Regions from separate parts of the Homo sapiens genome. Here all the other regions are linked to region 1. A link is a loop called in an ENCODE intact Hi-C map of the cell type or tissue named here. Cell type or tissue: A673. All regions are shown on one strand. Links, peaks and the distances in the headings refer to the core of each region. The heading gives the core; the rest is flanking DNA.

Evidence for each region. Hi-C counts contacts between places; a loop is a spot of excess contacts. Peaks named below come from ENCODE experiments on the same cell type or tissue, not always from the same donor. Only the 100,000 strongest peaks of a DNase experiment are listed, where the experiment ranks them.
Region 2: a loop joins it to region 1, with 6 times the contacts of the local background. A loop is called at or near these places in 3 of 110 quality-filtered maps.
Region 3: a loop joins it to region 1, with 4 times the contacts of the local background. A loop is called at or near these places in 2 of 110 quality-filtered maps.

The regions. Positions count from the first base shown.
Region 1 is chr4:180,445,574-180,453,999 of GRCh38, forward strand. The region is part of intron 2 of LOC105377567 (a long non-coding RNA gene); the gene reads left to right. Among named protein-coding and RNA genes, the nearest start is that of LINC00290, 710 kb to the right of the region's middle. In A673, for the core only: a CTCF peak has its summit at 3,991; a DNase peak (open chromatin) is centred at 4,028; H3K4me3 peaks cover 853 bases; H3K27ac peaks cover 429 bases.
Region 2 is chr4:180,560,563-180,568,988 of GRCh38, forward strand. No RefSeq gene overlaps it. Among named protein-coding and RNA genes, the nearest start is that of LINC00290, 590 kb to the right of the region's middle. In A673, for the core only: no CTCF peak of the experiment used is centred there; DNase peaks (open chromatin) are centred at 3,729, 4,559, 4,909 and 5,069; H3K4me3 peaks cover 2,281 bases; H3K27ac peaks cover 4,788 bases.
Region 3 is chr4:180,637,091-180,645,516 of GRCh38, forward strand. No RefSeq gene overlaps it. Among named protein-coding and RNA genes, the nearest start is that of LINC00290, 520 kb to the right of the region's middle. RefSeq lists an enhancer at 3,023-3,709. In A673, for the core only: a CTCF peak has its summit at 4,622; no DNase peak of the experiment used is centred there.

The sequences.
Region 1 (8,426 bases), core at 1,510-6,509:
AGCAGGATAGTAGTGTAAATAATATTAGTGCTTATAAATGAACTGTGATTTTTGGTTCTGGCTTGAACTAATGCTAGTTTTTCATAAGCCTTGCTATTGTAGAAAAAGAAGAATCTCCATTTCCCTTTTATTCTATCAACTTTTTTTTTTTTTATCATGACAAGCAACAGAGGTGAAGCCTATGGTCCAGAAGCATTTGATGAGGGAGTGGGGAAGATCTTTCTAATTTACAGGATTTTACAAAAGAATTTGGCATATTCCCAAATTGAAGAACCAAGCATATTAAAACTAAACATTTTCCCATAAACTATGAAACTTTTCATTGTGATGGATTCTCATTATGTCCCAGCATGCAAATATTTCTTTTGTACTGTGCAAATAGCAATAGTCTTAAAATTTATGCATATATAATGAATGGAACTACTACAGTAGCAGGTCACTCCCCTGCAAAGTGACTAAAAGTGATGCATATTCTGTAAGGAGATATATTTAAATTTTCTGTCAAGTGAAATGTCTCTGGTGTTTTGTTCTTCAATATAATGGGATTCATTTTTGCAGAATTCTTACAGGTACACAAGTGTAGCTATAGCAACACGAGGCTGAGCACTTTGTTTCCTAAAGCACACGTCTCCGTGTAACTAGGCAGAGCCATATTTCTTGAGGTATGTTGCCCTATGCATCTGAAATAAGGAACCAGTTTTCAGTCTCAATTTCACTCTCCTTAAATTAGAATATAACTATCATTTTAATGTGGAAAATTTGTCAAATTACCATAGTGCTGCGAAAGAATCTTCTATATTTGGCTGTCTCTTCCTCTATTTTTTTAATACTAAGTGAGCATATACTTGGATCTGTAAATAACTGAGTACATAAAGTCGCTGAACACTAGGGCAGAGCACTGCTGAATCCCAAGTGCTAAGAGCTTGTTTTCTTGTCATTTGACATCTTCGTTCAAATGTAAAACATTTTTCACAACCAAAATTTCAAAACAAATTATGTAATAAATTGTCTTTGTTTACTGAAAAATATAAGCAAAAGAAAGCCAGCTGAATTGTGGAATGTATAGCGTTAAGGAAGAAGAAAGTTATGAGATAGTGTAGAACAGTCACCATGCCAGGTAGCCCATTTTTATTCTGTTTCTGCCAGAAACCACTTAGCTTCTTAGAAATGAAGAACCTGGTGCAGAGTGGCTCATGCCTATAATCCCAACATTTTGGGGGGTCAAAGTGGGCAGATTGCTTGAGCCCAGAAGTTTGAGACCAGCCTGGCCAACATGGCAAAACCCTGTCTCTGGCCAACATGGCAAAACCCTGTCTCTATCAAAAAACAAACAAACAAACAAAAAATTGCCTGGCACGGTGGCACGCACCTGTAGTCTCAGCTACTTGGAAGACTGAGGTAGGGGAATCATCTGAGCATGGGACGTCAAGGCTGCATGAAGAGCTGTGGCTGCACCACCAAACTCCAGCCTGGGTGACAGAGTGAGACCCTATCAAAAAAAAAAAAAAAAAAAGAAAGAAAGAAAGAAAAGAAAAGAAATGAAGATTCATGATTTGAGCATGTAGAGATGGGAATGGAACAGGTGACACTAATTTATTCTTTGCCTTCTTTGCAACTTTGGTACTTTAGACGGTAGCTGATTTTCAAGAGTGATGTGGGATTTCAAGAGTTATAGAGGATTTTGCAATTAACTATTAGGTAGACATAGACCTTTATTATATGTTTTATTTTTCGATGCTCCAGAGGCTCTATATCTCTGTGTCTGCAAACTAAATGCATATGAGCACATACTTCTGGCCTCTGATAGTTTGCATGGACCCTCTTGTTTGACAGTGTAAAACTCTGAATCTCCTGCATTCAGGCTGTTACTGCTGATGAGTCTTGTCTAGTTTCTTTTTTTTTTTTTCCTGAAATCACTTTTATTAAAAAGAATGCCATATAAAACATGTGTAATTGAATTATGTCAGCTTTCAAATTTACTATTTTTCAAACTTTAACTTAAAGCAAAAAAAAAGAGATAAATGTTAATATTCAATTAGCTTATGTTTTTGAATTTCTACTTTTATTTTAGATTCAGGGGGTTAATGTGCACGTTTGTTACATGGTTATATTTTGTGATGCTGAGGTTTGGAGTTTCTCTTATTCTAAAAAAATGGGACCTTTAAATTTAAAATGCCAGCAGCAACTATCAATGCAATTATGATCTATAGAAAGAAGTTGGAAGATAAATTATACATTTAAAGCAGAACGTATAAAAACACAGATCTGAATTGAAACTACTTGTCTGTTAATCTTTGTTTATTGATTGCATGCATTTGGCCTTATTTGTTTAATAAGTCTTTTCTCATTATAAAGTCAAAGTGTGCTCTAGTCAAAATTTTGAAAATGTAGAAGTGCATAAAAATATTACTCATAAACTTACCCATTAAAACTAGATAATAATGATGCCAACATGTTATTTTAAGATAACAATTCTAAAACATGTCTTACCTTGTACAATCTGTTAAAAAAAAACTACTTCATAGTTTAAATCAAGAACTCTGTCATATTCACAATGCCCCTTTTGAAAATCTTACTAAACATATTCTTATATTCTTATATTATACTTACATTTAAAAATATTTTACCACTTTTCATTCTAGATATTTAAACATTTAAGATGTGTCAAAGGCAAAATAACAGCAAATTTAGTTTAAATATCTAATGGTTTTCAGAGGTTCTAGAATCAGGCAACACATCATTTTATAAAATAAAATAAATGTTCAGATGAGCTGAGCCGAGGAAATTGGTTTCATAGGCAGGAAAGGTCTGAAGAAGGCAGAAATGGTGAATAAAAAGCAGATGAATCATTTCAAAGTGACTTCTCTTATGGGGTTAAAATCAGAGAGGACTTCCTTATTATGCTAACAAAGTTCAACTGGACTTTCCTGTTTTTTTTGGAAAACTGGGCAGTTTCAAAATTCAATTTGAGTAGGTGGCACTTAGCATATGTGACTCCATTCTAGTTTGATCTGGTCTGCTGGGGCCTAGGGCAGGAGGCTGGTCCAAAACAATGGCCTCCCATAAACTTTCTTTAACAGGTGCTAAAACTCATTTGTATCATTTTGTATTGTATACTATATAATGTTACACTTATTTTTATAATAAATGCAAGAGAATAGTTTTCTCCCTTCTATTTGATTCCATTTGTTTTTTACCCCACTCATAAGCTTCTCTTGGGAAAGAACCAATTTGACGCCAATGCCCAAACACCTCTGAGTCCACAAAGAAACAGAGAGTACAACCTTCTTTGGCTAGGTTTGAATTATTAAAGAAGAGGTTTAAAAATATTTCTTGCGTCTCTCTGTGATATACTGGAAGCCTTCTGCTTCTCTCCATCTTCATAAAAGCTACTATTCAAACTGCTTCTCTTAAATTCACCTAAAGAGGTATACCTTCACTGTGAGAATGAGTATTAGTCTTCCAAAGTTTGTTTAGCTACTATTATTATTTCCATTGATTTTACACAAAGATAAAGAAAATAGCTAGAGTTGGCAAGGAGATTAAATGTATAAATATATACAAAAAAAGAAAATTCTGACTGCTTTGTTAATATGTACAAAAAGAAAATTCTGACTGTTGGAAAATTCTGACTGCTTTGAAAATATATACAAAAAAAGAAAATTCTGACTGCTTTGAAAATTCTGACTGCTTTAATAGACCGTATAAGATTAAAACCTACATATAGCCTCTTCAGATTTTACAGTATTTCTTTCTGATGGATAATTTTAAGGTTTAATGTATATAATCACGTGCTACACCATTACAAGGTAAATATCAGAATTTATTATTGCCAGGTAGATATGAAACTGAGACTCACATCTAAATTCAACCAAAGATACTTGTTTCTCAGTGTGTTTGTGCCAAATCAAATATAGTGACATTATCCACAGATGTATAAAGAAGAGACGGTTTTCTCTGCAGCCCACAAATGTGTGGTGAAGCTCCCTCTCCTTTAGAGGGCGCAAGTTGGCTGCCAGCTCCCTGCTGCCTAGTCAGTGACGATTTCCTGTTTCCAGTGACTAGAATCCTGCCTGCCTGGAGTTAGAAATGACCAGCACGGTAGGAGGATGGAAGATCTATAATATTAAACTTCTATGTGTTTTTTCTACCTACGCCTTGCTTTTATATCCAACTGGGATTTCTGGCCCCAAGTTTCACTTATTTATCCACGAAAGGCAATATCAAGCAGAGACTGGGTTTATGCTACTGAAACTTAACATTTCATACAGGTAATTTATGAAAGTATATCAACCCTGGAAGAGGATTTTTGAACTTCAGAATTCCCTAATAATTTTGCTGCTGAAAGAAATTTGCTCTTGGCTTTCAGAGTTTAGAGAATATAGTTGCAGATATCAATTTAATTCGGTATTTGAGTGCCTACTACATGCAAAACATTTTGCTAGATTTCTTGAAGGATGCATGAAATAAGCTTATATTCATTATATGGTCATTACTTTAAACTAATAACTAATTTTTTTTTAGCATTTGCTCTCCCAGGCGTTGTACTTATATTCAACGTTTCATTTAATAAATTCTCATAATAATATTTTGTGATAGACATCTTTACTATTCCTAAGTATAAAAAGGAGACAAAAAGGCTAAATAACTTGCCAGATATCATAGCTTATTATATTAAAGGTGTTCAGTAAGGTGTATGTAGATATTAAAATCATCCTGCCTTCAAGGTTTTAGCGATCAAGTAGGAAAGACAAGAATAAAGAGAAAAAAATAAAGTATAGGTACAGCAAATGCCATAAGAAATGAGAAAAATGCTATGGAAACACTGATATGGGGGCAGTTAACTTGGTCTGAAAAACAAGAGGCTGAGGAAAGTTCTAGAGAAAGAAAGCAATCTTTCAAGCCTGACTTTGACGTATGAATAGAACTTCCATAGCTAAGACAGTTATGGCTGGGCAGAGTGGCTCACTCCTGTAATCCCAGCACTTTGGGAGTCCGTGGCAGGTGGATCACTTGAGGTCAGGTGCTTGAGACCAGTCTGGCCAACATAGTGAAACCCCTTCTCTACCAAAAAACACAAAAATTAGCCGGGCATGGTGGCGCATGCCTGTAGTCCCAGCTGCTCGGGGGGCTGAGGTGGGAGGATTGCTTGAGCCCATTGAGGTGGGAGGTTGCAGTGAGCCAAGATTGTGCCACTGCACTCCAGCCTGGGCAACAGAGTGAGACTCTGTCTCAAAAAAAAAAAAAAAAAAAAAAAAAAAAAGACAAAGTCAGGAAGGAAAGAAAGGGCAAAGCCGAAAGACATTGCAAACTATGAGAATAGCAGGAACAAAGAGGTTGGGAAGTACAAATTATACATGGCCCCTACCTGAATAGTTCAGTAGGCAGGTATGGATCTGCAGAGGAGGATGAGGCTATACAAATATTTTTGTTGAATGGTTTTGGATGCACTGAATGCCAAGTCAAAGCATAAGCGATGACTTTTAGAACGGCTCTTTTGTTATTCAGTTGTGTGTGTCTCAATAACCACAGTAAACATTATCAAAACTAACACATGACAGGGTACTTACTTTTCAGAAACCTTTTTCCACTATTTTAGGGAATTCTCTGCTAAAGAAAAGAAATCATAGGCAGGTAAGTGAGAGAGAGTTCTTAGGACTTCAATGGAGTGGTAGCTTCTGGAATAGGAGTGAGGCATTCCTGATACTCCAAAAGTTAGGAAACTCAGGACAATTATGTATGACGTTAAATTGTTTTCCGTTTTGAATTTACACTCCAAAATTTTAGACTGGAAAACTCATTTGTTTCTCACAGATATTGCTTCCTCCATTTTCATCCTGTTGTCCATAGCTAAAACTATGGCCCTATGCTTAGGATTAGAGAAGAATCCTTATCTTTCAAACTGCTTTTTAAAATTAAACAAATGAAATATTGATTCTTCATTTCACAGATATATTATTCAAACAAAATTCAAAGCTAATATTAGGATATAGATTACTTGTAAATAATCAATACCTATTCAACATTATTTGACACTAAAGATTGATAAATATTTGTAAATATCAAGCTTTTCAGAACCTTGAAACATGGCCTAAATTGCAGTTGATCTTGCCATTATCCTTTAAGTGATCTTCATCATTTATTTTATAATCATTTTTATTGCTTTGTTTTATATTTCCTGAAGGAGAATTAAAGTTGTTATTTCAAAACAAGGAAGAAGTTATTTATAGTGCTTTATTTGCTACACATGAAAATATTTAATCTAAATATAATATTTAAGGCTAAAATGTTGGATTTGAGTTCTTGAGTTTTTAAGCTATGTTCTTATCATTATCAACTGAAGGTTGTATACATGAGCAATATATTAAAAATATTTTGTCAATATATTTCTATAGTTAGAAATATATATTGATCATAGATGCTCTTGGATTTGCAATAGGATTACATGCAGATAAACACATTATAAGTTGAAAATAGCATAAATCAAAAGTACATTTCAGCAACCTCATTGTAACCAAGGAGGATACTGAATGCATATAGCTTCCACATTGTCAAAAAGTCAAAAAAAAAACAAAGAACCATAAGTCAAACCATTGTAAGTTAAGGACCCTCTTTATAAATTTTTCTTTTGATAACTGAGAATAGAGTAAAATACCATGAGTTTATTATTTGCTTATAAGATTTTAAATATTTTAATCTTGGATTTGTATTACATTTGAACTCCTGCAGATATGCTGGTGATAATATAATTTTTTTAAAAAACTCTTATTGTAAAGAAACCTCATTAGTAGTTTAGGCGTTTTTGACATCCTGTAGGTGGCCATTTTCCACATTCTATTTTCCTCAGGAAAATAAATTATGAATCATTTAGTAAATTGAAATTACAAGGAAATGGGAAGCTAATACAGGAAAATAACCAGATGTAGATTTAGGACCTTTCTTGGATGTGCTCAAGAAGAGTGACCTTAGACAATTATTTGAAAGACTGCTTCCTGCTCATCTTTTACTCGCAGGTCTTACTCCTGTCAAAGAACAAAATTTCAACAAATTGAGTTTTTAAAGATCTAATTAGCTTTTATTAGTGATTCATGAACTGAGCAGCATCCAGTCTATAAAGTACACAGGAGCTCCTCTGCATCTGATAGAAAAGTCAGTTTGTGTAAGGCAGCTGGAGCAGGAACAAGGGAACAGCCTAGTGCACAAAGTGGACTGGTCAGTATCAGGTTACTTCACGTTACTTTCCTTGCATGGGTTACAGCACAGGAAGCCCTTACCATAGCAGCTCAGGCTGACTGGACCCCTTCAGATTGGTTGCTGTGAGTCTCCTGGCTTTTTTTTTTTTCCATGAAACCAGCCTACATGGAAATCTGACTTTCACCTCTCCCCTGATTTCTTAGAAGGTCACATCTTACAAGTAAACAGCTTGGTTTTGGTTTGGTGACATGGGACCTTAACCTGAGTGACTCCATTTTGGGTTGGTCTGTTAGGGTGTAGTACAGAAGCACAGTCCAAATCAATGGCTTCCCATAGATTTTATTAACACTTGTTCACTCAGTATTTATCATACACTGTTGTTGCATTTCTTGTGGTTCCCTGGAAGACTTGATAGATGAATTTGTACTCCATTTTGCCTTTTTCCTCCTCAGAGTACTTTGTACACACTTCTGTTAGAATGTGCATCCCTAACACTTGCTGTATTTAATTTTAATTGGTAAATATCTGTCGCTCCCATCAGTCTGTGTGGCCCCCCGGAGAGTTGCAGCTGTCATACATTAATTTCTGTATTGTCATGTATCTATTTTTTATTTACCACCCTCCATGGAGGGAGGTAGAAGTTGTAGGCAAGTTTGACTTAAAATATCAAACAAAATGTAACATGAAAGGAATCGTGAAGTTTAGGTTGGTTAATGTCAGATCAACAATATTGGGTGTACAAATGAAGATATTTGAGAAAAATAGCAAAATTCCAGTCTCACATTAGCAGGGAGAAACATTTTTGAATGTGTTTTAAATGTCACCATGTAGGTGACTAGGCTAGGAACTAGACCTGCTGCCATGTTATTCAAATATTGGAAGGTAACTGCTCCTGAGATACTACTTGATTTTACTTAAATCACCTGTCTGAGCATAGCGACTGAGTAGGTAGGATTTGATGGATTGGTTTATTACGGTTAAATTGAGCATGGAACAATCTAAACTGATCATTAAAAAGACAAAATCCAGAGCCATCATGCTGTGGCTGTTTGAATTAGGTGTTATATCCATGGCCAAAACAGGAGGAGGAGAAAAAAGTATAGATTTAAAAAAAAACATTTCAGAGCAACATTTTCAACATATCATTGTTAGAAAACACTACATGAAGACATTTTCAATGACCAGATAAAAACCAAGTGTGGCAACTGACAGCATACATTATCCTTTAAAAC
Region 2 (8,426 bases), core at 2,081-7,080, 120 kb after region 1:
TTTTAACAGCAAAGAGTTCAATTTACAATAGAGTAAACATTTAAAATGTACTTATACTAGAGAAATCAGTTGAGTGCTTTTCAGTGTGAAGCACTAAACTAAGTGACTTAAATATCACTTCATCCCACCCTCATAGAAGCTCTGAGCTAAGAACTATTGTTGTCCTCACTTAAAGGATGAGAACACTGAGGCTTAGTGAAGGTACAAAACTTGCTAAAACTTACAAGTAAATTACGGAATGCGGATTCTCACCAAGGCTGACTGAAATTAAAGTCTAGATTTTTAACCTGTATACTAAAAACTGTCCATCAGTAAAACATTATTGTTTATATGACTTACACATTTTTCATGTACGGGAGTTAATTTTTTCATGTAGTGGAAAAAGTTCTGGATTGAAGTCTGCTTTTATTCTGCTAATTCCAGCTAACATCTTGGTTTCTCTTTCTTTATCTCTAAAATGAGGCTCCAGTAGCAGGTTCTCTAGGATTATTTCTCCCCGACAGATTCTGTGTAAAGGCATTTGGACTATGAGTCAGTAAGCTTGGCAGATATCTCAACAGAAACAGAATTTAGCAATCCAATGTAGAGGAAGTATTACATACATCTCAGGAAGAGAGGGAGGAAAGAAAAAATTCAGAAATGAAAGGACTTATTAGGATGTCATGAACCAAAACACCCTGAACAAAGCTTCAGCTAAGAGTCCTAAATAAATAAAACAAAGATGTTAATGGAATATGATTCAAAATAAGTCTAAGAAATTATGCATGCTGTTAAAACTGCCTATTCAGTTTGTATTTTAATGTTTCAACTTTTCTGTCCTAAATTTGTGACTCACCTGGGACTTTGTGTTTAACAAACACTCTTTATATTTTGTTTATGAGCAAAAATTTCTAAAGGCAAAATTTTATTACAGTGTAGGATTATTAGAAAGAAGAGATGACACAAGAGTTTATTTCCATCTATTTATTTATTTATTTGCATTTTCATCAGGAAAGGTATTGTAAGATTCAAAATAGTACACTATAAAACAACTAAAAATAATAATGTAGAGAAAATTACTGTATTTTTTGGATGTATTTGTCCTCCTATCCTACCCAATTATATATTTACACACATACACACGCACACACGCATATCACTGAGCAACAAATCTTGCTTCTGTCTTTAAGTAGAAGATCTCAAGAAAATAATTTAACCTATTAACTTTGGTTTCATTTTCTATAATATTAAAATGTTAAATTAGAAGGTCAGTATCATTTATTTGTTTGCTTTTTGGAAATACCAAAGTTTCTGCCATTTAAAAAAATACAGGAATATCATAAAGAGTGAAGAGTTTCTGGAGAAAGAAATATTAAATGGAAATAAAAAATAACAAAATAAAAGAGCTTGAGAGATAAGGCCCAGTTTGAAATGACCGGACTGTGTGTCTCCTGAATTGTTTCATGTCACAAAAGGCTTTTGACGTTGAGTTAATGTTCTGGCCCTACTTACACTTTTCTCCTCCTTAGATCACAGAGCTGGAGGAGGAATTAGTATAGCAGTCTTAGCTTAGACCGAAGGCGTATAATCCTAGAAGTCAAAATAAATTTCAACAGGGTTATTTCTAACTAGAATAATGGTCATGTGACTTAGAGGCCTCTGGCTTTGAAGACCTCACAAACATATGTGGAAAATGAAGCTATAAAGAGCTATGAAAGGTGACAAAAGAAAAAGTGAGATAAGCACATCCTATAATTAAACATTTGCATCCAAGACCAAAGCATTCCTCTTTTTAAATCTTATTTTCAAAATTATAATTAGAGTATTTGCTTACAGATTTTCATATTTCAATACAATCACAATAGTTTGTTTGTTTGTTTATTTTGTTTTGTTTTTGGAGATGGAGTCTTACTCCGTCACCAAGGCTGGAGTGCAGTGGCGCAACCTCAGCTCACTGCAACCTCTGCCTCCTGGTATCAAGCGATTCTTGTGCCTCTGCCTCCCAATAAAATCACAATAGTTATTCAACTTTAGTGAGCATTCGAATCATCTGGAAGGTTTGCTGAAACTCAGCTTGTTGCCCACCAACCCCAGGATTTCTGACTCAGAGGGTGTTGAAAAGGCCTGAGAAGGTGCATTCTAACAAGTTCCCAGGGATGATGATGATGTTGCCGTTCTAGGAACACATTTTGAGCAGCATTCGTCAAAAGTTTTATTCAAATAGAGTAATTTTTGAATCACATGTAGAAATATCACAGCATCCTAAGCCAGCTAATTTATTTCCTATCATTCTGCTAGATTTAAGGGTTATTTTTTAATGTACAGTAACCCAGTAGAATGTGTAAATTTCCAAATGTCTTAAAACACACTTTAAAAGGCTATCGTTGTATCATATTTTTAAAAATGTTGCGATGTTATAGCATTCATTCTCAAACATATAATACCGGTGATTGAGTACCACAGCCTACACATTTGTATTCTCTGTGTCCTGGGGATTCAGACATGAATAAATGATCCATGTGTCTGCTTTGGCGGAACTCAGTGGATACTGACAGGTAAATGGGAGAACAGACCAGAAAGACACAAACGGCAGAGTGCTGTCTTGTAAAGACGAACAAAGGACTGGGATTGTGCCAGGCTGGGGCAGTGGTGCTCTTCACGTAGAAGCCCTTATTCAAACAGAAGCCTTATTTGGCTGGCTCTTAAAAGTGAATAGGAATATTCTGGACTAAGAAAGGGAAAGGATCCCCCAAACAGATGGAAAAATATATACAACCCTATTTTGTGATTTAAAAATATGCTACCTCAACCGTCAATCTAATTTTGGAAATTAGATGTATATGTCTAAGATAACGTGCATTAGCAATATGCAGCTATTTATTTTATTAGCATTACATTTTAAAAGAGAATGAAACAGATCTGAAAGTGTGTGTCAGTATTAAATATCCTGGTAAAGGGTTCGGTCCACAATTGCTGAAAGATTCAAGTCAATAGCATGATTCTTTTAAAGGGAAGTAAATCAGGGAAGGCTCCCTGGAGGAGGTGTCTTCGCCAGTTCTCACAGAACATTTGGGATTTGAGTGCAGGCTCTACAGGGAGAGCAGGGTGAGTATAGATAGTCCCCAATTTGCAAGATAACAACACAAGGGCCATGAACGTTTTTCTGATCCTGAACTATTTTCAGAGTATCTCTGCCAGTGTAATATACTAAAAAGAAAAAGGGATATTTTTCTGTCTATGCATTACAATAGTAGATTGCTTTGTATTGGATTTGGGGTGTTTAAAGGGCCACCCTACCATAAATCCTTTGACATTTATATTTTCACATGATATAACATTTATGATTTTGGCAATGAAGAATGAGTTTCACTCCAACTGCTAATAGCTCCCGTTAGTCTTTTTTAACTTAAAAGAAGAAAAACTAACAAGTTTCTGTCTCTCACAAACCAAAACAATAGGCTCTTTCTAAAAAGCTGTCATCGAAAAAAATAAACAAGAGAAATCCTTATTAATGGTAAAGGAAGATTTTTGTGTGTGTTCCAAACTATTTTTAAATGCCTTTCATCTTGGGGATCCTGTGACTGAGGGACTTGCTCTCCTTACTTTAATCAGTGAAGGAGAATGAGCTGGCCAGGGGGGCCTGGCTGGATGGAGGGTGGGACTCTGCTGCTGCGCAGGCCAGCCTGAGCCTGCTACATGCCAGTAAGTCAAGGTCGATATAATGATTTCTGAACAAAGAGATGAATGTCTTTGCCAATCCCCTTGGTGTTATCCAGACCACATCTTCCCTGCACTAACACGTAATTGTAAGTTTATTTTTTGCTAGTCTCTGTCTCTTCAAAGGAGGGCTGTATTTAGGCAAAAATAATTATTAAGATGGAATTCACATTTGACTGTTGTTTCACTTTGCTGCTGAAAGGGAATTTTACCACCGCCCCATCTGCTTTGAAGATGGCAATAAAGTCAGCAAGTTATACTCTCTTCCTGAATTAGTTCCTAATTAATTTTGTATTTTAGATTTACTACCTGTCTTCCCTTCTCAGTTTAAAGCCCTCCCCTTACATCTGCTTCTCGCACAGTCCACGAGCCAAGAAGGCAGAGATAGTGCCAGCTATGAAAAGAAACAATAGCAATTAGGATGAAGTGGTGTTCGTTCCTTGAAGAAAGCTATGTGCTCAGCTGAAGGATAGTTAGAAAGCTCGCTTCATAGCCCTTATGTGAGGAAAAAGGATCTAGGGTGAGTGATTGTATTTCCAAGAGTTCAGCAGTCAGAGAACCTGCCTGCCAAACTGTTTAATCCTACTCTTATGTGTTCTTAGATTTAACAGGGTCAACTGGAATCGTTATTTGTTGGTGCATTTAAGGAGTACAAATGCATTTTATGTGAGCAAAGGGTTAACTGATTTGGGACTAGTGATGACATTTTTTGAGAAAGTGGGGAAACCTTAAGCATTTTTCCACCTGGTTTGGATCTGTGCAAGACTGCCTTCCAAAAAAAAGAAAAAAGTAAAGGCGTTGTTCTGGCTCTAATGGCATCGTGAAACCAGGAAGGATGCGTTAGTCTTGGGAGACCCTGGGCCCTTCTGGCAATGACTCCTTTCACCTTCCCTCCCACTTCCTCATACCCTGTAAAAGAGACGGCACTCTATTCCAAGAGTGACAAGCTGGGAGTTAGGAGTCTTTTTTCTTTCTTTCCTTCCTTCCTTCCTTCCTTCCTTCCTTCCTTCCTTCCTTCCTTCCTTCCTTCCTCCCTTCCTTTCTTTTTTTGAGATGGAGTGTCACTCTGTTGCCCAGGCTGGAGTGCAGTGGCATGATCTTGGCTCACTGCAAGCTCCGCCTCCCGGGTTCAAGCTATTCTCCTGCCTCAGCCTCCCGAGTAGCTGGGATTACAGACGCCCGGCTAATTTTAGTATTTTTAGGAGAGACGGCGTTTCACCGTGTTGGCCAAGCTGATCTCGAACTCCTGACTTCAGGTGATTCACCCGCCTCGGCCTCTCGAAGTACTGGGATTACAGGCGTGAGCCACTGCGCCTGGCCAGGAATAATTTTTAATGGCATCTCTGTGAGTGAGACCCACTTAGAAAAAGGGGGCGCTTCATTACACTTCAGGTCTGACAATAACATTGGTCCCTACAGGGTTGTTTTGTTATAATGGTGAAGAGAAAACAGCTGCTACCCATCGGGCCCCCGGTGTGTACAGGATCTGCCCCTTCTCCCTCGGCCTGTGTGGCTTTACTCCAGGGACTCCAGTTTCCTCCCACATCCCCAAGAGGTGTCCTTTAGCCCTTTGAGCTGGTGCGTCCTCAGGGCCCAGTGTGAGTGTGGGGGCGTGTGAATGAGTGTGAGTGTGACAGTGGGTGTGGGTGAGTGTGGGTGACCGGGAGGGAGTTTGGGTGAATGCAGGTGAGGGTGAATGTGGGTGAGTGTGGGTGAGCAGGAGGGAGTGTGGGTGAGTGGGTGAGTGAAGGTGTTTGTGGGTGAGGGTGAGTGGGTGAGGGTGAGTGTGGGAGTGGGTGACTGTGAATGTGAGAGTGGGTGTGGGTGAATACAGGTGAGTGGGAGGAAGTGGGGGGTGAGAGTGTGAGAGTGTGAGGGTGAGTGTGGGTGACTGTAGGTGAGTGAGGGTGACTGGGTGTGAGTGAGGGTGAGTGTGGGTGAGATGAGGTGAGGGTGTGAGTGTGGGGGTGAGGGTGAATGCAGATGAATGTGAATGTGTGAGGGTGAGTGTGACTGGGTGAGTGTGGGTGTGTGTGAGGGTCAGTGAGGTTGAGTGAGGGTGTGTGAGGGTGAGTGTGGGTGAGGGTCACTGAGTGTAGGTGATTGTGAGTGTGGGTGTGAGTGTGGGTGAGGGTGTATGAGTGAGGGTGCAGGTGTGTGGGTGAGAGTGGGTGATGGTGAGGGTGAGTGTGAGGGTGTGTGAGTGTGAGGGTGAGTGGGTGTAGGTGAGGGTGAGGGTGTGGGTGAATGTGAGTGGGTGGGTGTGTGGGTGAGGGTGTATGTGGGTGTGGGTGAGGGTGAGCATCAGTGTGGCTGAGTGTGCTTGGGTGGGTGAGTGAGGGTGAATGAGGGTGAGTTTGGGTCAGTGTGGGTGAGTGTGTAGGTGAGTGTGACAGAGTAAATGAGCAAGGGTGTGTGTGGGTCAGTGTGGGTGTGTGGGTATGTGTGAATGTGTGGGTGTGTGACTAAGGGTGAGTGTGAGTGAGTGTGGGTGAGGGTGAAAGTGAGTGTGAGTGAGGGTGAGGGTGTGTGGGTGTGTGGGTGACGGTGAGGGTGAGTGAGGGTGTGTGTGAATGTGATTGGGTGGGTGTGTGGGTGAGTGAGGGTGTGTGGGTGAGTGAGCATCGGTGTGGGTGTGATTGGGTGGGTGAGTGTGGGTGAGGGTGAATGAAGGTGAGTGAAGGTGAACGAGGGTGAGTGTGGGTGAGTGAGGGTGAATGAGGGTGAGTGTGGGTGAGTGAGGGTGAATGAGGGGGAGTAGGGGTGAGGGTGAATGAGGGGGAGTGTGGGTCAGTGTGGGTGCGTGTGTGAGAGTGAATGAGGGTGTTTCTGGGTGCGTGTGTGTGGGTGAGTGTGAGTGAGAGTGAATGAGTGAGGGTGTTTGTGGGTGCGTGTGTGTGGGTGAGTGGAGTGAGAGAATGAGTGAGGGTGTTTGTGGGTGCGTGTGAGTGTGTGGGTGAGTGTGAGTGAGAAAGAATGAGTGAGGGTGTTTGTGGGTGAGTGTGAGTGTGTGGGTAAGAGTGAGAGTGCATGAGTGAGGGTGTTTGTGGGTGCGTGTGAGTGTGTGGGTTAGTGTGAGCGAGAGTGAACGAGTGTGTTTTTTGGGTGCGTGTGAGTGTGTGGGTGAGTGTGAATGAGAGTGAATGAGTGAGGGTGTTTATGGGTGAGTGTGGGTGTCAGTGGGTGGCTCCAGCCACCTGGGACCCTGGACTGGAATAAGTTGGTGAATAATTATCTTACTTGTTTTGATTAATCCTTCTTAAATGTATGTCCAGCTCACATTTATTTAAATGTTTATATGAAAATGTTTTGGTCTTTATTTAGAAGTTTGCTGATGTTTAGGAGACCAGAAATATGCCCTAGTAGCTAAAATCTTGTTCATATCAATTAGCCTATGGGAAAATTGCTCTCATTATACGTTGTTTTGCTTAAAGTCACAGTTTCCAAGAACCTATCAATGATGTTAAGTGAAGACTTACTGTAATTAGCTTAGCTGCCGTGAGCTACCTAGGAAAACCTAATTTAATAAATATCAGCTGCTAAAACATTCTTATTGCCTGGTTTTCACTATTCATTAATTCAATATTTAATATTCATTAATTCATTTGAGAGATACATAGTGAGTTTCTAATCTGTGTCAGGTATGTGGCAGGTGCTGTGTACACACTAATCAATAAAATCCACATGGCTCCTGTCCTCATGGGATCTATGGGCTAGTAGTATATGATCATTATGCGTAATAGACAATTAATATATTCAAAATAATGTAAGACAAAATGTGCAGTGTGACATGTCTCCTGAAGGAAGGTAGGAACAAGCTTTTGAATAAAAGCATTCCCCACACATAGTATACTTTTCTCATCTTTCTTGAGGCTTGAGGGTGGGATGAGGATGATTTAAATACAAACAGAATTTCTCAAATCTTCTCTAAATGGCGAAATCTGATTTTGGATTAGAAAGTCATACTTCTTTCTGCCGGCTGGGCGCGGTGGCTCACGTCTGTAATCCCAGTACTTTGGGAGGTCGAGGCGGGCAGATCACGAGGTCAAGAGATCGAGACCATGGTGGCGGGAGCCTGTAGTCCCAGCTACTCGGGAGGCTGAGGCAGGGGAATGGCGTGAACCTGGCGGACGGAGCTTGCAGTGAGCCGAGATCGCACCACTGCACTCCAGCCTGGGCGACAGAGCGAGACTCCGTCTCAAAAAAAAAAAAAAAAAAAAAAAAAAAAAAAAGAAAGAAGAAAGTCATACTTCTTTCTGTGCTAGTTTGAAGAGCACATTCCCAGGAGGGGCACTCACCGCACACCCTTGCGACAGTTTCAGGACTGGAATCAGCCCTGCATCGCCTTCAACAAATATTTACCCGGTGCCTACAGACATCGGCCCGGGGACTGGGAATAACAGACGTCAGGAAGATTTTCAATGTCATAGTTTGAAATATAAATGATCTCTAGCAGCAATTCATTTGGCTAGAAAACCCAAATTATTAAAATATTCCATTCTCAAAGCAGTCTGTTAGTAAATCATATTTTCCTCCAGCACTTGCTTCTATCCTTAAAAAATGGCCATGAACCATAGCAGTGGTTATGAATTCATTCATAATTTACTAGATAAAGGTCAGTTGCATTTTAAGACACATTAATTTAAATTATAACGTTAGTTGTAAATTGGGATATTTTCCCAAATAAATGATCAGTAATATTTTAAACACAAAATTTTACCCTAAAACCC
Region 3 (8,426 bases), core at 2,081-7,080, 190 kb after region 1:
TATTGTTCTTGTTTTGCAAGAGAATCTTTATCTTCCTGAACTGTGTGTGATTAATTATCACATAATACGTTAAGATAGCACTTTTTTCCCCTGAGTAAGCTATATTTCAGAGTGGTTTTGTGATGTATAGATAAGCCTTTCTTGACATATGGAATGATTTAGAGACAGAGACAGCAGAGCTGCTTGGGATAAATGCTCTCCGTGGTGTAACGGTGAGCTTACCAAAATTTGTCAAGAGACAGAACTGAGACTACCTTCAAATTCTATATTTCTTTGCCATTTTCAAGTTGTATTAGAAAAGATTTCATTTTTGCGGCCCTTGATGTAATTTTTCTGGATTTTAATACCTTAGGTACTTTCCTTAGACCTGAGTCATGAAGTGCTGTGCCAGTGAGGTGGAAATAAGCAGTATTTCAATTGCATAAAAATTGCCCAATGGTGGGTGCAAAAAAACGGCAGTGATTCTAGCTTTCTTTAACTTATTTATTAGTAATATAAAGACATAAATCAGATATATGAGGCTTTTCTAAGGATAGTTTAAATCAAGGACGGAGAAGATATGCCCAAGACCTAAAGTGGTTAGCATAATGAACTTGAAACCAACTTTTATTTTAGAGAAAGCAAAATGACAGAGCTGAGGGAAGTCATGCGAAATATAGTGGCTGTGAGACCTTGAATATGCCGATGCCACAAAAGAACTAGATGATGGTAAATTACTATTATGGTAGTAAAAAGAGAGATGATGAGGATATGTTCTGACTCAGCAATTCTTGTCCCAGGCTTGTGGACCGTGTATCACTGGCAGAGATAAGTCTTGTCCAGGAGCCCTTGTGTGAACTCAGTGTTGTCCCTTCTCCAACAGGGCCCTCCCCTCCCCACAACCACCACCACTGAGTGCAGCACAAGCTATTCCTTTGGGGGCGCCCCCGCTGTGTCGGTCCCAGGCTTTTCCTTTCACCCCTTGTTGATTCATTGTTAAAAGGCTTTGGGAACGTATTAGACAAGGCAGCCAGTGGCTATTGAAGATGTACAACATTGAAATTCACTCGAAGTGTGGAGAGAAGTGCCGGTCCCAATAGAACCTTTTGCTAACATCAGGGTACAGGTGGAGTGACTGCTATTACTGACTCAAAACACCAGAGCAGAAAGGAAAAGGAAAGAGGGAGAGCTTGCCTGGGTAAGGATGATCAGAAAGTGGGTAAAGGCATTCAGAGAGCTGTGAAGACAAGCAGAAGGCCTTGGAAGAAGCTACATTAACCTGCGATGTTCTGGAAATGCTCCACAGATTTCAGGATCAGTCCCTCTGGTGGGCATGATATTTCATTGTTTCCTTCTCGACGAACCAATTTCATATGAGAAAAATAAAATGCCTACTGGCTTCTGCAAATTTCTGGACATAAGCGTGAATCATTTGATCTAGAAATACATCCAGGTAAAAAACTTCACAATCTTTTTTTATGCTGATAACTTGAATAAAGTGTGGATAATTAGGAGTGTTGGCAGAATAAATACTTTAGGATTTTAAAAAAATTGTGCTTAGGCTCTCTTACTTATGGTACACCTTGAACAATAACAGATAGTGTTATATTCTCAGGGAAAAAATCCACATGGTCCTATATGGAAAAATGAATGGCAATGCCACTTACATTCCTAGTATATCTGAATTTTAAAAACTGATTTCCATCCATAATGTACAAATCTATATTTACCTCCATGTTCTGTGAAATATATCTATACTTGGATCTTGCTCAGATGTCTCCTAAAGAAGATGTTCTCAAGGCTAAGTTAAGTGGTGAGGATTTTCAACGCCCTATAAGCATTCAAAGTATTTAAAAAATATTTTTGGTAATTTGAAGTCATCAGAAAATATTGTTCCTATTAATAACAAATGTAACTTTCTGGGTTTTGTTGTTGTATAAATGGATATAAAACAGTAAAAGCATTGATGGAGAACCAATACTTTAAACAATAGCCAACGGGTAATATTAGATAACTCTTTTTGTCTTAGTTAAAACACAATTGTTACAGGAAAGGGGTCCCAAACCAGAACCCAAGAGAAGGTTCTTGGATCTCACACAAGAAAGAATTCAGGGTGGGTCCATAGAGTAAATTGAAAGCAAGTTTATCAGGAAAGTAAAGGAATGAAAGAATGGCTAGTCCATAGACAGAGCAGCCCCGAGAGCTTCTGGTTGCCCATTTTTATAGTTATTTTTTGATGATATGCTAAACAAGGTGTGAGTTATTCATGCCTCCCCTTTTTAGACCATATAGGGTAACTTCCTGACATTACCATGGCATTTGTAGATGGTCATGGCACTGGTGGGAATACAGCAATGAGGACAACCAGAGGTCGCTCTCATTGCCATCTTGGTTTTGGTGGGTTTTGGCTGGCTTCTTTACTGCAACCTGTTTTATCAGCAAGGTCTTTATGACCTATCTTGTGCCAACCTCCTATCACATCCTGTGACTTAGAATGCCTTAACCATCTGGGAATGCATCCCAGTAGGTCTCAGCCTCATTTTACCCAGCCTCTATTCAAGATGTAATTGCTCTTGTTCGAACGCTTCTGACACAATCATGCTTAGCCCACCAATTCTCCAAGCCACCAAACTGACTTTCCTTTCCTAAGGTTCTTGTGTCCACCCAAATTTCCAAAGTACACGTCCAGTCCAAAGGGTCAGTCCTATTTTTCATCATTTAAAAAAGATGGACTGATGTTCCATCTTTTTGCTGAAAGCATTCCCTCTGGAGGTCTCCAACAGTCTCCTGATACCAAGGCAGTGAGCCTGGACTGCCAATCCTGCAGCACCCAGTGACACAGCTTTCACAGAAACACACTCAAGTCTACTTCCCTGGGGCACACCCAGAGTGACAAAGGCATCTCTAGAGGGGGTACATGATGTTTCCAGAAGTGGTTCTCTTCAGACACATTTTCTGTCTGGATGCTGAACCTTGGTCATTGGTCACTGGTCTGGGATATCTGAGATCCTTCTTTCTTTCTTTTTCTTTTTTTTTTTTTTTGGATACTCTCACAAACTCTGCCTGTGTTTTACTAACGATTCACTTCTGTCAAGACCAATGGAAGAAACGAGGCTTAAGCATTTTGAATTCAAAGAGATAGGAGTTGGTTTATGAATGCTTTCCTCCCTGAAGACTGATGCCCAGGCAAATTTAGCTCCAGCCTCTTCTTTAAGACAAAAGCAAAGCTTCCAGAGAGCAAAGGATGTGCAACCACAAACACAACCTCATGTCTACACGGTTGGGCTCCTGGCGGGCTAGACCCAAAAGAAAAAAGAAAGAAGATTCTAATTGCTTCCAATTGCTTCACATCTACATAACTAAAGGAGACAGTCAGATGATTCTTCCATAAATGAAGGAAGTTTGCTTCAAAGTGACTTGCAGCATTGAAGAAGCAATGTTCTAAGCAAGGGGAAGAAGGGACCAGTGGTGACATTATGGAATTGTTTAGTTACCATTTATGAAGTGCTAACTCTGTGTTTTATACCTCTGTAGTTATTTCCACTCAATATTTCAACCAATCCAACATTATGAAATATTGAGAGAATACAATATAAAATACAGTGTGTAAAATACAAATGAGAGTACTGAAATCAATCGTTAACTTCAATAACTTGTCCAAAGCCAAATCTGGGGTTCCAAAATCTACTATTATCTTTAGGGCATGCTTCATCTAGTACATGTTACATACATGTGATAATGCTTTCTAAGTATATATTTTATATATATATATATGAGATTTTCATATATAAGATTTACCCCAGGGATACAGGTTCTTAACCCCATTTTACAGATGAGAAAACATAGACTTAGAAAGCTTGTTACTTACTTAAGATCAAAGACCTCAAAAAACCCAGACATTATCACTATCTCACCTGCATTCTAATTTCTTCACCTGATTTTCTTACTAATAATTTTGGATTAACTAGCATGGGATTTATTATGCAATGTAGTAGCTAAAAACAAACAAACAAAAAACAACTCCATTAAACCATGTTTAACATGTACTGGATGAAGCATGCCCTAAAGATAATAGTTATATATTATCAGATATATATAATATATATTTTTTATATATATATATATATATATATATATATATCTGAACATGATGAAACACCTTGACCAGTCTGTTTTTCCTGTAGGTCCATGAAGTAGGTGGCTGTGTCTGTCTCGTTTACAGTTTTATTGCAAATGCCTAGCATGCTGCCTGACACGTTGCAAGTACTCAGTAAATATTTCATGAATAAACGATTGTTGAATAAATTAAGAGATACATAAAATCATTGCAATAGAGAAAAAAATGCTAATTTTTCAAGTTCATTACCCTGCCAGAAAGACTGCCATTGTGTCCTTGCTAATACTGAACAGATCCTTTTGTAGAAAATTCAAATTTTATTACAAAATGCAAATAAAGGTGAGAGCTACATAGTTATTGATGATTAAAATAAAACATAAAATTTGATGTTGAAACCTTTAGAGGAGTTCAAATGATTTTATAAAATGCAAGGAAATATTATAGAAGCAGCTAATGCCAAGTCGTACTAGGAATGAAACTCACAAGTCTCAGTCTACAGAAAACACGGTACATGTGCCACCATTTGGTGAGATTATGGAGTTGCAAATAATTATTGCTAATTTCACATCACACTATTATAGGGAAGTTCCTTGCATAATGTAATAATTTATATTATTTAAAATTGGAAATAATGTTTATGGTGTTTACAGCATGGCTAAAATTACGCATAGAATTGTAAAATATAAATCCATGAGTTTAAAACGTTACAAGAGTCACATTTTCAGTTTGAAGACACTTAAGCAATTGTGAAATAAGTCGAAGGAAAGATTTTTGCTTACCTGACCACTAATAGTGGTTGTACATGTTCAATTTCTAACCAGTATAAACAGAGCCAAAGAGATTCAGAGCCGTGTGGCATCATTTATCGTCAAAGTTGACGGGACCCAAGAGGCTACACTGTTTTGATGTCTGAGGCTTGACCTTACACTAATGAGAACGGATTTTCTTATGTGGGTCCTAAATTGACTCTGACGTCAGTTCCCAAAGAGGAGCTCCAGAAATGAATTGAACAGAGAAAACATCCTAGGAATAAGTGTATTTTCTAATGAGGGGACGCCATTATTGGACAAGGAGCTCCAGGTTACCTCAAAATCAATTCTATGAAGAGAGAGTCTCACTAGCGATCATTTTTGTGGTAAAATCCCCCAATTCTGCCTGACTCTCTCGTAAGGCTTTTCTTTTTTTCCTTTTCTTGTGTTTTTGTTGTTGGTGGTGGTGGTGATGATGGTGTTGGTTTTGGAGACAGTGTCTCGCTCTGTCACCCAGGCTGGAACGCAGTGGTGCGATCTCGGCTCACTGCAAGCTCCGCCTCCCGGGTTCAAGTGCTTCTCCTGCCTCAGCCTCCCGAGTAGCTGGGATTACAGGCACCTGCCGCCACGCCCGGCTAATTTATTTTGTGTGTGTGTATTTTTTTGTTTGTTTTTTGTTTATTTTTAGGGGTTTCGCCATGTTGTCCAGGGTGGTCTCCAACCCCTGAGCTCAGGTGATCCACCTGCCTCCGCCTATCAAAGGCTTGGAGGGATTACAGGCGTGAGCCACCGCACCCGGCCTCCTGTAAGGCTTTTCTGGCTAGGCTTTCTCTCTCCTACAGACGCGTTTAGTCCTCTCCATGGAAGAGGACAGTGCCCCGCGCAGACAGGCTCCCTGGGAAAGCTAAGCAGTACCAGCTATAGGCGACCACAAAGAAAAAGGTGTTTGGGGTAAAATTTTTAACTCTGCCTACCTATCGGCTCTTTCTTCCATCTGATTATTCTGCCACTTGTTGATTTTGCCACTTGTTGATTCCGAGCAAGAGCAACTTTAGAAAATTATACGGTCTGATAAATATCAGGGTTTTTTTCCAATTTGTTTTTGTTTCCTGATTATCTAATTCACACTTAAAAAAAAAAAGGCCAAGTGGGTGATGGCTCACATCTGTAATACCAGCACTTCAGGAGGCTGAGGCAGGATAGACAAAAAAAAAAAAAAAAAGTAATAGCTGTGTGTGGTGGCATGTACTTGTCATCCCAGCTACTCAGGAGGCCAAGGCAGGAGGATTGCTTGAGGCCAGGAGTTCGAGACCAGCCTGGGCAACATAGGGAGACTGTCTCAAAAAAAAAATTAAAAAAAAAATGAAATTAGCAGGAGTGGTGGTATGTGCCTGTAGTCCCAGCCTAGCTGATTAGGACGCCCAGGTGGGAGGATCCTGTGAGCCTGGTAGGTGGAGGCTGCAGGAGCCGTGATTGCGCCACTTCACTCCAGCCTGCACTTCAGCCTCCGCAACTACAGCGAGACCCTGTCTCAGGAAAAAGAAAAAAAAAAAAAAAAAAAAGCTCTATGCTTAGCTTAGCATGCACAGAATAAAAAAAATTAGAGCAGTACAGAAGTTCAGTTTTGATATATATGTTTTAAGGTAAAATTTATTTCTCTAACATACTTAAAGCTTACATGGGTAGTTGCTGAAAAATTCTGGGTTATGAGATATAATTCAATTCTCCTGAATAAATCAATTCAATGTGTTATATTGATGGAATAAATAAGTTGTATGTTGAGTAAGAAATATTAGAATTGTGCTGAACAGCTAATGAATTCTCTGGAATTGTATCCCATCTGTAGACAACCATTTGGATGTACTTCTAAGAACTATCATATAAAATGAGCATAGTCCCTATCTAACTATTTGACACGTATGAAAACAAATAACGCCTCTGTGAATGAATAAACTTCTCCAATTTGGAGGCAAGATTCCTTAACTTTAGCTATAGAATTGAGAATCATATCATATATGCCGTTAGTTAATAATAAAATTTAAAATATCATGTAGTTCAGGAAGAATAATCTATCCTATTCTGAACAGAAGTCATACCTGTTCAGGCCATAGTGATAAGTGTTTGGTGAAGACAGACACTAAATCAAGTATTTTTAACTTAAGATTATCATATTTATTAAAAGAAATTCGTGGTATTACAGGCTTTATATGCAAGTAGTTTAATGAATTCTGTTTGTACCTCATTGTTTCTGGAGAATATATAAAGCATATCTTAGTAGTTAAAGAACTTATGCAATTTCTGGAAATTAAAACAATAGTCTATGATTACTTCAAAAATCCAAAGTGATATATAGTTGAGTTTTTCTTGATTCAAATAATATAATATCATTTTGTTATTTATAACATTGATGTTGCTAAATAATCAGTAAGAATTCAAAAATTAAAATAATAGAGCTGTTTTGTTTCCACTTACGTGTGCTGTTTGCAAAAATGCAGCTACATAGGGTGTTTTGTACCCAGGTTTGATGAGAACTTTGTCAACCATCTGCACTGTCTGATTCCATAAGAGTGACAATCTAAAGCCTCTGAAGATTTCACCTTTATGTAAAGGTTCTGCACAATTTTCTTGTTGGTAAATATTACATTTTAGCATGAAAATGCCCTGATATGTATTGGGTGAAATTTTTCTAGTTTCAAATGTTTGGTCAGTAATGGCATACTAAAGCAATAAAGAAAATGAAATTAGAAGGAAGAAAAAAAGAACTCCAGAAAATGAAATAGTAGAATAAAAGTTAAATAAAAATAAAATTAAGACTAGATTTTGAACTCCAAGCCATAGGAATTTTTATTAGAAAGAAGATTTCTATGTGGATTTTAACCCCATCAAATATGAATATAGTAAATATAAACACTATTTTAGAACCACTTTAGCAACTCTTTAACTTCTGATATAAATGTGTATTTTAAATTATTTTAAAACTTTAAAATTATCAGTTAAACTGTGATTACCGCAAACACTTGATTATTTCAAGTAGTCAGGAAAAGGGTCCTGAACATATGTGTCAAATATATTATAAAATTGTTATATATCTAGGGCTCTCTGCAGATCTCAGAAACGTATGCATACTGTTTATCTTAAATTAGTTTACTTTTGCTTTCTTGCTTCAATATATATTAGTAGTACCAAACATTTTTTTGGCTGACTTTACTTATTTTGAAAGTAAGCACCTGGATTAATAAATCACCCGAAAGTATTCTTTGTGCATTCCCTGTTGTTTTCCTTACAAAGAAATTCAAAGAATTAGCAAAAATTGGTGTCATCATTTGTTTTAGAGTGGTTGGCTTTGAATGGTTACTTTTATTGTACAGCCTACCATAAATTCATGACGCATGAAAATTTATTAGCTAAATGTCGTAACGGTATGTTTATCATCAAAAGTCAATTGGGAATGGGGGTGGGATCTGGTGTAGATTTGAAGACTCTTTTAGCACCTAAGTGCTAAAAGCACTTTACACATTTTAAGTTATTTTTTCATAACTCATCCTCGTTTTTATAAGTGTGAGATAGGAATGGAAGAAAAG